2 separate regions of the Homo sapiens genome follow, and region 2 is linked to region 1. The links are chromatin contacts, found by Hi-C or POLR2A ChIA-PET in ENCODE. All regions are on one chromosome and are shown on one strand. Each heading gives the region's core, a stretch centred on a gene start or an enhancer-like site at or near the end of the contact. The rest is flanking DNA. Distances are from core to core; before and after follow the strand shown. Region 1 overlaps CTNNBIP1 (catenin beta interacting protein 1). Region 2 has its middle 7.8 kb from the start of RBP7.

The links. Hi-C counts contacts between places; a loop is a spot of excess contacts on that map. ChIA-PET counts read pairs that join two places held with the same protein, here RNA polymerase II (POLR2A).
Region 2: a loop to region 1 is called in a map of astrocyte of the cerebellum, with 10 times the contacts of the local background. The contact joins two enhancer-like sites. A Hi-C loop is called at or near these places in 2 of 168 maps with a recorded cell type or tissue (astrocyte of the cerebellum and endothelial cell of hepatic sinusoid). POLR2A ChIA-PET finds 5 or more read pairs at or near these places in 2 of 52 experiments (AG04450 and Panc1).

What each region holds. Positions count from the first base shown.
Region 1 is chr1:9,884,779-9,892,377 of GRCh38, reverse strand. The region is part of intron 1 of CTNNBIP1 (catenin beta interacting protein 1); the gene reads left to right. Among named protein-coding and RNA genes, the nearest start is that of CTNNBIP1, 22 kb to the left of the region's middle. RefSeq lists an enhancer at 4,997-5,585. Within about 2 kb of position 1,862, at least 17 of the 41 ENCODE cell types and tissues checked have a DNase peak (open chromatin) inside an H3K27ac peak, as active enhancers do.
Region 2 is chr1:9,986,099-9,992,809 of GRCh38, reverse strand. It overlaps a transcript of NMNAT1 not described here. Among named protein-coding and RNA genes, the nearest start is that of RBP7, 7.8 kb to the left of the region's middle. RefSeq lists a silencer at 1,245-1,539. Within about 2 kb of position 1,594, at least 4 of the 41 ENCODE cell types and tissues checked have a DNase peak (open chromatin) inside an H3K27ac peak, as active enhancers do.

The DNA of each region.
Region 1 (7,599 bases), core at 613-3,112:
CGATCTCGGCTCACTCCAAGCTCTGCCTCCCGGGTTCACGCCATTCTCCTGCCTCAGCCTCCCGAGTAGCTGGGACCACAGGCACCCACCACCACGCCTGGCTAATTTTTTGTATTTTTAGTAGAGACGGGGTTTCACCGTGTTAGCCAGGATGGTCTTGATCTCCTGACCTCATGATCCGCCCGCCTCAGCTTCCCAAAGTGCTGGGATTAGAGGCGTGAGCCACCGCGCCCAGGCTGCACCCAGCTAATCTTTTAAAGATTTTTTGTAGAAGCCAGGCTCGGTGGCTCATGTCTATAATGCCAGCACTTTGGGAGGCTGAGGTAGGCAGATCACATGAGGTCAGGATTTTGAGACCAGCCTGGCCAACATGGCAAAACCCTGTCCCTACTAAAAATACAAAATAAAATTAGCTGGACATGGTGGCACGCACCTGTAGTCCCAACTACTCGGGAGGCCGAGGCAGGAGAATCACCTGAGACTGGAAGGCAGAGGTTGCAGTGAAACGAGATTGCGCCACTGCACTCCAGCCTGGGCGACAGAGGGAAAGAGCGAGACCCCATCTCCAAAAAAAAAAAAAAAAAAAAAAAAAAAAATTTAAAGAGATGGGGTCTTACTTTATTGCCCAGGCTGGTTTTGAAGTCCAGGCCTCAAGCAATTCTCCTACCTCAGTCTCCCAAAGTGCTGGGATTACAGGCATTTGCCACTGTGCCCAACAAAACTTATTTTCCGAAGAGTTTGATTGGGAAGCGTTTCCCCAGGAGGCTGCACCTGGGGTCTCTCAGCCAGGTCCTGAGGATGACCATCCCCAGAGCCGGGTGGTGAGGAGGGGGCTGCTTCCGGGGGCACAGTCCTGCAGCCGATCCAATTGATTTAATGACCTAATCCTCACCACAGGAAGCTGGAGGCTTTCCCAGCCCTGGGATTCTGAGGGGATGCAGCAAACTCAGTTCAGGAAGCTTGTTTGTTTGAACCAATTATAGAGGCTTTAATGAGGGAAAGCTATGGAGGGAATGGGGCAAGGGGAGAAGAGCTGGAGAGAGAGGTGCCTGTTGAGAAGATCTGGGTGACCCTCAGGCAATGGGAGGGCCGGGCCATGCCCAGGCCTGCCTCTGAGGATGAGGCTTGTCCTTGTGGGAATGGGGTGGCGTGAACATGTCAGTGTGGTTCAGAGTGAAGGGACCTTATGTACCTTGTGGAGAAACGTGAGTGCCCCCCACCCCCGCCAAAAATAGCACTGTGTCAGTTTTCCCCCTTTCTTCTTGAAGTACTTTTAAATTTCCTAATGTAATTAAAATTTTAAGCTGTGACCCTGCAAAGAGCTGGCATAGCTTTTGACAGCGGGATTGATGGAGCTTCCATAGGTCAAAATTTCCAGTCTGATCGCACTCTCTGGAGGTGACCCGCACTCTCTGGAGGTGACCCATGCTCTCCAGAACCTCTGGGCCAGGCTCCATCCCTGGAATTACTAGGTCTGGAAGTGGTCCCTTCCTGACAGAAATGCAAATTAATTTGCCTTTTGGGGACTTAGTCAGCTTGCTGGGGATCTCTCTGGTGTCCCAGGAGAGAAAAAGCGTTCCTCTACCTCCAGTTGACACAGAGGATCTTTTGATGCCTTTGCTCAGGAAGCTTCCTGCCAGGTGCACAGCCCATGGGGAAGGTCGGTCAGGCCTGGGAGGCCTCATACCCAGGAGTGAGGGGGCGCTTGTACCCATGCAAGAGCTAGGATTCCAGCCCTTCCATTGGCTTATAAATAGAAGAAGGCTCTGGATTCTGCATTAGTAACCCCTCTGGAACCTGCCAGAGGCTGAAGGTAATGAGTCAGACTGAATTAAAGGAAGATCCGTGGCTGGATTTTGTAGGCGTGCTGGTTCCTGACTTCAGGTCTCAGGCTCTGACTTGGCCAGGTTCCAGGGCTCCAGCTGTTCTCTGGGAAGAAAAAAGAACCTCTTTTAAAATTAAGCCGAAAGATGCCTTTCTTTTCTTCTGTCCTTGTCCCCCCACTGTGCAGAGAGAAAACCTCCACCAGCACGTCCCCTTGGTTAGAACAGTAGAGCCTGAAGACATAGCCCAGGATCTTCAGTGTTCTGGGGCAGCCAAGGAAACTTCCTCAGGCTCCACATGCCTTCCTGTTTGCATTGTTTTCAGCTGAATTTCAAGAGGCTGTCAGAGCAGGCCTGCCAGGTACTCTTGCCTCTGTAAAAAGGTGGGTTTCACTCAATTCAGGACTGGAGAGACAACGAGATCTGGGCCAGAATCACAAGGATAAATATTTTAAACCAGAAGATGTAAACAGATGCCTCATGCCAATCCAGTTATAGGAACATGCAGGTTCCTCCAGCTCCTTGGTGTGTTAGGATTATCTGAAGTGAGGCCATGCAAAGGCTGGGGGGCACTTCCTTCATGGTTCCCATTCACTTCACCACTCGAGGAGCCCCAGTTGTGGCTAGCAGTGGTGTCTCACCTGTCCAGATTCTTCAGCACAGAGCCTTACAAGTTTTTCTAGGGTCCACAAAAATATTGGCCATGTGGGAAAAAAATATATCACTCCCTCTACTCTTGTGAGTTACGTGAGGATTACATTTAATAAGAGATGTGGGTTTGTTTTAGTATGTCTCTGAGAATAAGGTTCCCTGGGGCCTATAAAGGCCTTAAAACCACCCCCGGTCTGTCCTCAAAGAGCTTCCAGTCTGGTGGTGAACATTTCTCAGATATCCAGGTACAGTGTTGGGGCGGTGATGCGAGAAGAGGAAATGCAGGCGGATGTGCAGACACAGGCCTCGAGGCAGCCCAGAGAAGGTGTTGTAGAGCAGAGAACATCTGTGAGGCTTGGTCTCAGGAATCAGGGAGGGAAGGAAGTTCTAGGTGGAAAGCATAGCAGATGCAGAGGCCCAGAGATGTGGAGGGAGCCTGGTGCAATCGGCAGCTCCGAGATGGCCCCCTAGTAGGGCTTCTCACTCAGCTCTCCAGACGTGGGGCTGGATAATTATTGGTGGTGGGCACTGATCCTGGCCTCTACCCAGCAGGACCCTACTAGTCGTGACAATCAAAAATGTCTCTAGATATTGCCACATTTCTGCCGTGGGGCAGAATCGCCCCCATTGAGAGCCACGGCTGTAGAGGGAATATGAGGGTAAGCTTGGATCTGACCGCCTGCCTCAGTGCGTGGGAGGGACAGAAGGAGCCCTTTCTTTTTGCTTCCTGTCCAGCGTGCAGGTCCTGGGGAAGCTGTCTCCAGGCAGGTTTGTGCCTGTGCTGGAGCACTTTGGTGTGTGTGGCATGCCTGCTGGTGGCCTGCAGAGCTTGCTCTGAACAGGAGCCCCTTCATAGAAAGGAGGATGCCCCAGTGGTTCCAGGCGCCTCCCTCCCAGCCTGGTTGCCGTGTCAGTACCTTTCCTGCAGTAGGTAGGCGGCTCAGCTGGGTGCAGCATTGCATTCTGGCCATTGCGGGGCTGTATTGAATGAGGTCAGGTGGATTTGATTTAAATGCTCCCAGAACCTTCCGAAAGGGCCTTCATCAGAGAGCTCTGGACCTGGAACAGCGTGCACGGCACTGCTGTGAAGGGGACAGGCGGGCTACTCTGATCTCGGAGTGTGCATAGGGCAAACTGTTGAGAATTCCAGAATCACTCCCACGGCAGCAGACCTGTAGCCAGAGAGGAAAGGGTCCTCCTGCATTTGGGCTTCATGGCTGCCCCCACTGGAGGAGGGCTAGCTGTGGCTAACATGGGGTGGTCTGGGATGCGATGCAGATGGCACTGTGTGTAGACAGATGCAGGGCCTCTCCCCATCGCCTTACATTACCATTTCTTAATTTTTTTTTTTTTTGAGGCAGTCTTGCTCTGTCACCCAGGCTGGAGTGCAGTGGCGCGATCTCGGCTCACTGCAGTCTCTGCCTCCTGGGCTCAAGCGATTCTCCTGCCTCAGCCTCACACCCAGCTAATTTTTGGTATTTTTTAGTAGAGACGGGGTTTCACCATGTTTGCCAGGCTGGTCTTGAACTCCTGACCTCAGGTGATCCGCGCACCTCAGCCTCCCAAAGTGCTGGGATTACAGGCATGAGCCACCGCGCCCGGCCACCATGCCCAGCTTTTAAATTTTTTTTTTTATTTTTTGTAGAGATGGGGTTTCACCTTGTTGCCCAGGCTCAAACTCCTGGCCTCAAGTGATACTCCCACCTCAGCCTCCCAAAGCGTTGGGATTACAGGCATGAGCCACTGTGCCCAGACCATATTTTCTTTTTAAAAATTAATTAGCGGGGTGTGGTGGCTCATGCCTGTAATTCCAGCACTTTGGGAGGCTGAGGCAGGTGGATCACTTGAGGTTAGGATTTCAAGACCAGCCTAGCCAACATGGTGAAACCCCGTCTTTACTAAGAATACAAAAATTAGCTGGGTGTGGTGGTGGGTGCCTGTAATCCCAGCTATTAGGAGGCTGAGGCAGGATAATCACTTGAACCCGGGAGGCGGAGGTTGCAGTGAGCTGAGATCGCACCACTGCACTCCAGCCTGGGTGACGGTGTGAGACTCCATCTCAAAAATAATTAATTAATTTCTATTGGTATATAATAATTGTAAGCCTTATTTTCGAATTAATCTCTGATTGGCAGTGGGTTGGACTCTAGCCGTTTTTCTTTTTCCTGTAAGGTGGATTTTTCTTTTTCTTTTTTTTTTCTTGAGACGGAATCTTGCTCTTTTGCCAGGTTGGAGTGCAGTGGCGAGATCTCAGCTCACTGCAACCTCTGCCTCCTGGGTTCAAGCAATTCTCTTGCCTCAGCCTCCCGAGTAGCTGGGATTACAGGCGTGTGCCACCATGCCCAGCTAATTTTTGTAATTTTAGTAGAGACAGGGTTTTACTATGTTGGCGATCTCTTGACCTCCTGATCTGCCCGCCTCCACCTTCCAAAGTGCTGGGGTTACAGGCGTGAGCCACTGTGCCCGGCCCACATTTTTCTTTTAATTTCAGTTAAAATGGATAATGCGTCTGTCAACTCCTGAGCCAGAAGGGGCTGTTAGGAGAGAGGGAAAGCATGGCCTTGGATCCAGGCTTACCACTTATTACTCCATGGCCTCAGGCAGGTTACTTACCTTCTCTGAGCCTCAGTTTTGTCATCCATAAAATGGGAATAATTCCTACCTTGCAGGCTTGTGAGGGCTGACTGACTCTGCCACTCTGTGCCTGGACTTAGAAAATGCTGTGGTGACAACAGTAATTATTCTTCGGTAGCATCACCTGGCTTCAGGGAGCAGGAAGGAGCTTTGCATCAGGTTTGAATTGGGGTTGGTGACCTCAAGACACATTCCCCATCCCAGGCTTATCCCCTAAGAATGGGGCTGTGGCCTGCAAATGCCATGCCTCACTAGGAGGCCTGTTTTGTCCTAGCTCTGCTGGTGGAGTGCGGTTCGGGAATACCGAGCGTGGCTGTGGATGGAGGAGGCTGCAACGTGGAATATATTAATTAAGGCGGTTGCTCCTGAGGCCTGAGAGTCTGGGAGGTTGTTGCAGTTTAATTACTGAGAGTGGAGCGTGTGGAAATTCCCTCTGGCACTCCCTTTTTTGATGTCGCTAGAGGACCTGAGGTGCTACCTTGTGTGGGACTCTAGCAGGAGCTGCGGCAGGCCTCTGCCCCCCGTCCCCCTCGCTGGCTCAGAGTGACTTTTTACCCAGGTACTTGTATACTGGAGAGCAACAGGGCAGAGCGGTTGAGACCTTGAACAATCTGGGTTCCATCCTGCTCCGATGTGGACTAGCTGGGCCATGACAGGTGAGTTATGTCACCTCTGTGCACCATGGCATGCCCATTTGTAAAGCCCTGTAGGGACGTGTGTGGCGAAGACTGAATGATTCACTTACCTGAGAGTTGCCAATGGTGCAAGGCACAGAGTAAGCCAGAGTACGTGTCAGCTGCTTCTTTAAAGCAGTGCTCTCGACCTGGCAATTTTGTCCCCTACGGGACACATGGCAACGTCAGAAGATATATTCGATTCGATTGTCACAACTGGAGGGGGGCTGCTACTGGCATCTAGTGGGTGGAGGCCAGGAATGCCTCTCAGCTTCTGCAATGTGCAGACAGCCCTCCAGCAGAAACGCACCCAGTCTGAAATGTCAGCGGCACCCTGCTGAGAAGTGTTCCCAGTGATTCGGGGCAGCACTCAGACTGTGGAAGCAAGGTCCCCTCCCGCCTCTCTGTCCCTTATCATTCCTCTGAGCCAGCTGGGGACTGACGGGCAGCTGGGAGAGAAGAGGCGAGAAGCTGAGGGTATTAAAAGCCTTTGAATTCTTACTGTTTATTTTTACTCCCATCCCCCATACTGTAACAAAAAGCATTTACTTACATGGTCTGTGTCATTTTCTTATCTCATTAGTATAGTAACTAGAATTTATTGAGCCTTTGCTGTATACCAGGCACTCACTGGGCCAAGTGCTTTTTTTTTTTTTTTTCCTCAAGATGGAGTTTCACTCTTGTTGCCCAGGCTGGAGTGCAATGGCACAATCTTGGCTCACCACAACCTCTGCCTCCCAGATTCAAGCGATTCTCCTGCCTCAGCCTCCCAAGTACAGGCATGCACTACCAACACGGCTAATTTTGTATTTTTAGTAGAGACAGGGTTTCTCCATGTTGGTCAGGCTGGTCTTGAACTCCCAACCTCAGGTGATCCACCCGCCTTGGCCTCCCAAAGTTCTGGGATTACAGGTCTGAGCCACCGCACCTGTCCTCTTTTTTTTTTTTTTTAGAGACAGGGTCTTGCCCTGTCACCTAGGCTGGAGTTTAGTGGCATGATCACTGCTCACTGCAGCCTTGATTTTCCAGGCTCAAGCGATCCTCCCACCTCAGCCTCCAGAATAACTGTGACTGCAAGTGCACGCCACCACACCTAGCTAACTTTTGTATTTTTTGTAGAGACGGAGTCTCATTATGTGCCCAGGCTTCAAGTGCTTTCTTTGCATGTTATCTCATTTTCACAACCTGCCCTTGAGGTAGGTGCTGTTATCACCCCCTTTCTACAGAAAAGGAAACAAAGGCTCAGAGATGGAAAAACCTCTTAAAGTCTAAAATTCAGCTCGTGATTGTCCCCCAAAATTGTTCCACTTGCTTCTCCCCATCTCAATTGATAGGAATGTCGACCTTCAGCCACTTAGACTGAAAACCCGGGAGCCGTCACCATTGCCCCCACATCCCACAGTGCGCTCCCTGTTGTCTGCCTGTGCCACGAGTCCCCAGCTGGCTGCCTTGAACCCTCACCCTCTGCTGCTGCCCTCTCACCTGAGACACCAGCAGATCTGCCTGGATTCCTGCCACGGCCTCTACTCTGGCCCTGGGCCTGTCTCCATTCAACAGTCAGGTGGTCCTGCTGGACCCCGAGTCAGACCAGCCATTCCTCTGCTCCCAGCTCCCAGCTGCCCTTGTGACACAGGCCCTGTCCCCTCTTCTGCCTGGGCCTGTTCCACCGCAGCCCCACCCCAGTGCTGGCCTGCAGCCGCCCCTGTGCCCCCACCATAGGGCCTCTGTCCAGCTCTGCTCCCCAACTCCCTCCCTCACTGTCTTCCCGTCTTTGCTCAGGAAGGGCCCGCTGCCCACCCTCACACTCCTGTTCCCAC
Region 2 (6,711 bases), core at 345-2,844, 100 kb before region 1:
CTCCTGAGTAGCTGGGACTACAGGCACCCGCCACCACACCCAGCTAATTTTTTGTATTTTTTAGTAGAGATGGGGTTTCACTGTGTTAGCCAGGAAGGTCTCGATCTCCTGACCTTGTGATCCACCCACCTCGGCCTCCCAAAGTGCTGGGATTACAGGCGTGAGCCACCACGCCCGGCCATAGGGGTACAGTCTTTTCTAGTCATGGTCTCCATGGAGAGGAATTGTCCCTAAACGCCCCTGGCCTCTGCTCATCCTCTTAGGATTGGAACAACTAGGACTGAAGGAGTGCCTGGGACATGGAACTCTTGCTGCTAACATTGGAAAAGCCCCTGGTAAACTGGGATGAATGCTTGCTCTCGGGGCAACAGCCACTGAACCGTTTTCGTCAACTAGGTAGAGGTAATCTATAAAAAAATTATAATCCTAGGCTGGGCGTGGTGGCACATGCCTGTAATCCCAGCATTTTGGGGCCGAGGAGGGAGGATCATTTGAGCCCAGGATTTTGAGATCAGCCTGGGCAAGATGGCAATGTCCTGTCTCTATAAAAAATAAAAAAACTAGCTGGGTGTGGTGGTATGCACCTGTAGTCCCAGCTACTCGGGAGACTGAGGTGGGACGATCGCTTGAACCTGGGAGGTCGAGGCTGCAGTCAGCCGTGATGGAACCATTGCACTCCAGCCTGAATGACAGACTGAGACCGTCTCAAAAAAAAAAAAAAATCTAAACCTAAAGTATTTATTTACTTACTTATTTATTTAGAGACAGAGTCTCGCTTTGTCACCCAGGCTGGAGTGGGGTGGCTCAACCTCTGCCTCCCAGGTTTAAGAAATTCTCCTGCCTCAGCCTCTAGAGTAGCTGGGATTACAGGCGTGAGGCACTGTGCTCAGCCCTTTTGTTGCTTTTTTTTTTCGTCTTATTTTTCAGTTGGTTTAGAATGTGGACAGAAAAGTACTTGGATATCTTCAAGAACTTGAGAGCCATCTTCTCAGAACAGCCTTCCTATATGCTCCTAATACACACTTACTCCACATCACATCTCTGCTTACGTCCTTTATCATTATTATAATCCATAATTATCTTTTTTCTTTTTTATTGACTGCCTTTTCCATGAAGCTTTCCAGGGCAGAGCCCATGTTGATTTCATTCACCACTCCTGTATCTCCAGGGTCTAGCACAGTGCCTGGTAAGTACTCAATAAATGTTTGTTGACTGACTGACTGACTGGCTATGACCTTTTCCAAGGGAGAAATGCCATTTTCATTGAGAAGCCAGAGTGACATCACCTTGCCCATAATGAGCTAGCTGTTGATTCTCATAACTGTAAGACATAGATTCCAGGCTTGGTGCGGTGGCTCACGCCTGTAATCCCAGCACTTTGGGAGGCTGAGTTAGGAAGGTCACTTGAGGTCAAGAGTTCAAGACCAGCCTGGCCAACAGGGTGAAATCCCATCTCTACTAAAAACAAAAATTAGCCAGGCTTGTAATCCCAGCTACTGGGGAGGCTGAGGCAAGAGAATTGCTTGAACCCGGGAGGCAGAAGTTGCAGTGAGCTGAGATTGCACCATTGCACTCCAGCCTGGGTGAAGAGGCAAGACTTTGTCTAAAAAAAAAAAAAAAAAAATTCAGCTGACTAAGAGAACAGGATATGCAGAAATCTTACTTACTTCCTATTCTTAAAATCTTATTGTTCTAAAACTTGGCCTGAAAATGAAAATCACAGAAAAAACTAATAATAGTTTTAACCTTCGTGCTGGTTGGTATGGCTTCTGGCCAGCTTGAGCAAGGGTCATCTATTATGGACAGGATTTAATTTCAGCTGAAGTAGACATAGACTCCACTTGCCATAGGATAAGGAGTAATTTTTTTTTTCTTTACAATTCTAATATCTTCCTAGACAGGACTCAAGGTTATCTCTGGAAGGAGAAGCATAATTTATTTGGTCAAATTTGAGCCCTTTCTTTCCTTCTGTTTGGTGCTGGCAAAGTAAACCAGAAGATTACAGCCAAGACTGAGGTCCTAAACCTGTGTACAAGCACTGTTCTTCCTAGACAGCAATGGATGGGGATTGCTGAGGGCCACTTTATCATGGAACCTCTCATCTGTTGCTTGATGGAGTCTGATGCTGGTTCAGCAAAGACTGGCATGGACCTTGTGGTGGACTCCACACCATCCATACCTCCCCTCCCTACTGCAAGAATGCAATGCCAATAGGCAGTTTGGTCTGGCTCCTGAAGGTAGACCTGGATTAGTATCAGGCTAAACCAATCCCGGAAACCCTATTAGCTTAGCCAGTGATCAGCTTTAGGGAGAAGCAGGTTTAAATGACTGAATCAGCCAGTGAGATGCGATGAGGAGTTTGAAAGGGCTGTTGGAAAAGATGTTTCTTTGATTTTAACAGAGCCATGGGGAGCCATGAGGAGTCACTCCTGAACATGAACTAGGAAGCCTGGCTACTGGTGACCCTCCTATAACTCAAGGGCACTAGATTTAAGACACTGTGACTGGAAGTGTAGAGGGATGGAAAGAACCCGGGTCCCCGATGACAGTGTTGACTCACAGCACCTACAAACCTACACACCTTCCATTCTGCCCTATGTCTGTACTTCTGAGTATAGATGTCCGTGTTTAGATCACTTTGAGTTGAGCTTCCTGCTACTTGCAATGAAAAAAAATTCTGATACATTTTGAAGCAGGGTATTTCCCTGACCCCTTCATTGGCAGGAACTGGAATGCAGGGGCGCTGGAACTAGCCAGCCACTTTGGCGCTGGCAGGGGCCATTCCACTCACTTGGACCTGCTGTGTTCCACCCCTTATGGGAGGCGGAGCATGCAGGTGAGCGGGTGCAGGAGCTGGGGCAAGTGCTTTTGGGCACCTGAAGGAGCAAAACTTTGTGTGGGCCCCGCAGCAGCATCTGGTGAGGGTGCCTGCAACCCCTGAAGCCCCAGAAGGGGTGTTACAATGCCCTTTTAGCTTTGCTGTGGACAGCTTAAGTGTTAACAGCTCAGTGGAGGGTCAGTGTGACAGGCTTTTGTACCCGCACTTGTGGTACCCAAGTTCTTGTCCAGTGTCCAGGAGGAATGAGGTAGCACAAATGAATTGAAGATGGTAAATGCATGGAAATTTATTGCCAATGAAAGTGACTCTCAGTGGGAAGAGGAGCTGAAAGGAGGATGGAGCAAGAAGGTAATCTTCCCCTGAAGTCCAGCCGTCCCTGGCTGGACTCCTCTTCAAAGCTACACCATGAAGCTGTCCCTCTGAAGTCAAGCCACTTATTTCTGCCGTCCAACCGTAGTCTCCAATATCCAGCTGCTTCTCCACTCTCTGCTGGCTGAGCTTGGTTTTTTTTTTTAGACTGAGTTTTGCTCTATCACCTAGGCTGGAGTGTAGTGGCGCGATCTTGGCTCAGTGCAACCTCCGCCTCCTGGGTTGAAGTGATTCTCGTGCCTCAGCCTCCTGAGTAGCTGGGATTACAGGCGCCCGCCACCATGCCTGGCTAATTTTTGTATTTTTAGTACAGGTGGGGTTTCGCCATGTTGGCCAGGCTGGTCTTGAACTCCTGACCTCAAGTGATCTGCCCGCCCTGGCCTCCAAAAGTGCTAGGGTTACAGGCTACTGTGCCCAGCTGAGCCTGGGGTTTTCATGGGCACAGGATGGGGGGTGGGCCATGGGTAGTTATGGAAAAGGCAACTTTCAAGAGGGCAAACAGGGATGTAAATGCTCACTTTGGGCCATAGTATCAGGCTTTTCAGCTCCAGGTGGGGAGCCCTCATTGGGGACCCACCCTCTTCTGCCCAGAATTTCTCTGCCTCCTTTCCTTAGCAATATCATAAATAAAATCAAGGTACTTTTGGCTGGGCACAGAGGCTCATGTTTGTAATTCCAGCACTTGGAGGGGCAGAAGTGGGAGAATCACTTGAGGCCAGGAGTTAGAGACCAGCATGACAAAACCCCATCTCTACTAAGAATACAAAAATTAGCTGGGTGTGGTGGCACACGCCTGTGATCCCAGCTACTCAGAAGGCTGAGGCACGAGAATCACTTGAACCTGCGACCATCTCAAAAAAAAAAAAATCAAGGTACCCTTTTTTTTTTTTTTTTTTTTGAGATGGAGTCTCGCTCTGTCACCCAGGCTGGAGTGCAGTGGCGCGATCTTGGCTCACTGTAACCTCTGCCTCCCCAGGTTCAAGCAATTCTCCTGCCTCAGATTCCTGAGTAGCTAGGACCACAAGTGCCTGCCACCATGCCTGGCTAATATTTTTGTACTTTTATTAGAGACGGGGTTTCACCATGTTGGCCAGGCTGGTGTCGAACTCCTGACCTTAGGTGATCCAAATGCCTTGGCCTCCCAAAGTGCTGGGATTACAGGCATGATTCATCACACCCAGCCAAGGTACCCTTTCTTCTTAAGCAGCTTTCTTATGATTATTTATCCATTTGAGAGCAAAATTATGGTTCAGTTTCGAACATGCTTAAGTTGCTGAAGATATAAATGTTAAATAAAATACTACTTTGGTTGGGTGTGATAGCTCACACCTGTAATCCCCACACTTTGGGAGGCCAAGGCAGGTGGATCATTTGAGGTCAGTTTGAGATCAGCCGGGCCAACATGGAGAAACCCTGTCTCTATTAAAAATACAAAAGTTAGCTGGGCACGGTGGTGTGCGCTTATAATCCCAGCTACTCGGGAAGCTGAGGCAGGAGAATTTCTTGAACCTGAGAGGTGGAGGTTGCAGTGAGCTGAGATCGTGCCACTGCAATCCAGCCTGGGTGACAGAACAAGACTCTGTCTCAAAAAAAACAACAACAACTAAAAAAACCATACTTCATGCTAGACCAGCTTATGAAGTGGGAAATAAGTAAGTAAATAAAAATTTTGAAAATCACTTTATGAATACTATTGTCTCAACAAAAGTGTGGCTGGAGACTTGGGTCTTCTGCTTTGGTGACATTGATACTTTTAGCTGCACTATTTCATTTTTTTTGAAACAGGGTCTCAGCTACACAGGCTGGAGTGCAGTGGGGTAATCACAGCTCACTACGCCTCCAGATCCCAGGCTCAAGCAATCTTCTCACCTCAGCCTCCCAAGTAGCTCAGACTACATGCACAAGCTACCATGCCTGGCTAATTTAATTTAATTTAATTTAATTTATTTATTTATTTATTTTGAGACGGAGTCTTGCTCTGTCACCCAGGCTGTAGTGCAGTGGCACAATCTCGGCTCACTGAAAGCTCTGCCTCCTGGGTTCACGCCATTCTCCTACCTCAGCCTCCCAAGTAGCTGGGACTATAGGCACCCGCCACCTACGCCCGGATAATTTTTTGTATTTTTAGTGAGACGGGGTTCCACTGTGTTAGCCAGGATGGTCTTGATCTCCTGACCTTGTGATCTGCCCTCCTCGGCCTCCCAAAGTGCTGGAATTACAGGCGTGAGCCACTGCGCCCTGCTGCCTGGCTAATTTTTAAAAAAATTTTTGTAGACACAGGGTCTCACTCTGTTGCTCATGCTGGGCTCAAGTGCTCCTCCTGTCTTGGCCTCCAAAGTGCTGGGATTACAGGTGTGAGCCACCGCACTGGACTTAGTACACTTGTTTTGTTTTTGTTTGTTGAGAGGGAGTTTTTGCTCTTGTTGCCCAGGCTGGAATGCAGTGTCATGATCAGGGCTCACTGCAACCTCTGCCTCCTGGGTTCAAGCAATTCTCCTGCCTCAGCCTCCCAAGTAGCTGGAATTACAGGTGCCCGCCACCACGCCCGTATAATTTTTTGTATTTTTAGTAGAGACAGGGTTTCACCATGTTGGCCAGGCTGGTCTTGAACTCCTGACCTCAGGTGATCCACCCACCTTGGCCTCCCAAAGTGCTGGGATTACAGGTGTGAGCCACTGTGCCCAGGCTGAGCCACCATGCCCAGCCCTGTTTTGTTTTTTGAGACAGGGTCTGGCTCTGTCACCCAGGCTGGAGTGCAATGGCGCAATCTCAGCTCACTGTAACCTCCGCCTCCTGTGCTCAAACCATCCTCTCACCTCAGCCTCCTGAGTAGCTGGGACTACAGGCGCACACCACCACACCCAGCTAATTTTTGTATTTTTGGTAGAGACAGGGTTTTGCCATGTTGCCCAGGCTAGTCTAGAATTCCTGGGCTCAAACAATCTGCTGCCTCTGATTCCCAAATTTCTAAGATTACAGGCATGAGCCGCTGTGCCCAGCCAGTACATGTTTTTTGTTTATTTGTTTGTTTTTCTAAAGATAGGATCTTGCTATGTTACGCGGGCTGTTCTTGAACTCCTGGGCTCAAGCAATCCTTCCACCTTGGCCTTCCAAAGTGCTGGGATTACAGATGTGAGCCACCAAGCCTGGCTGAGCCACCACGCCGGCGCTAGCTGATATACTTGTATTAATGTACAAATTGGACTCTAGCATTCCTCACACTGAAGTATTTATGGGTAAAATTACACATTTGGGATTTGCTTTAAAAGACTCCAGCAAAACAAAACAGGTGTAGATGAAGATTGGCAAAATGTTATGCTTGAAGTTAATGGGTACGTAGGGGCTCATTATACTATTACCACTAATTTTGTGTGTTTGCTATTTTCCCTAATGTTTTACAATGTAATTGTCAGGTTATCCATTGTTTTGGAAAAATTTATTGGGCGGCTTAACTTGATTTGGGAAATACTGTCCACGGCAAGTCATTTAGACTTGGTAAGACA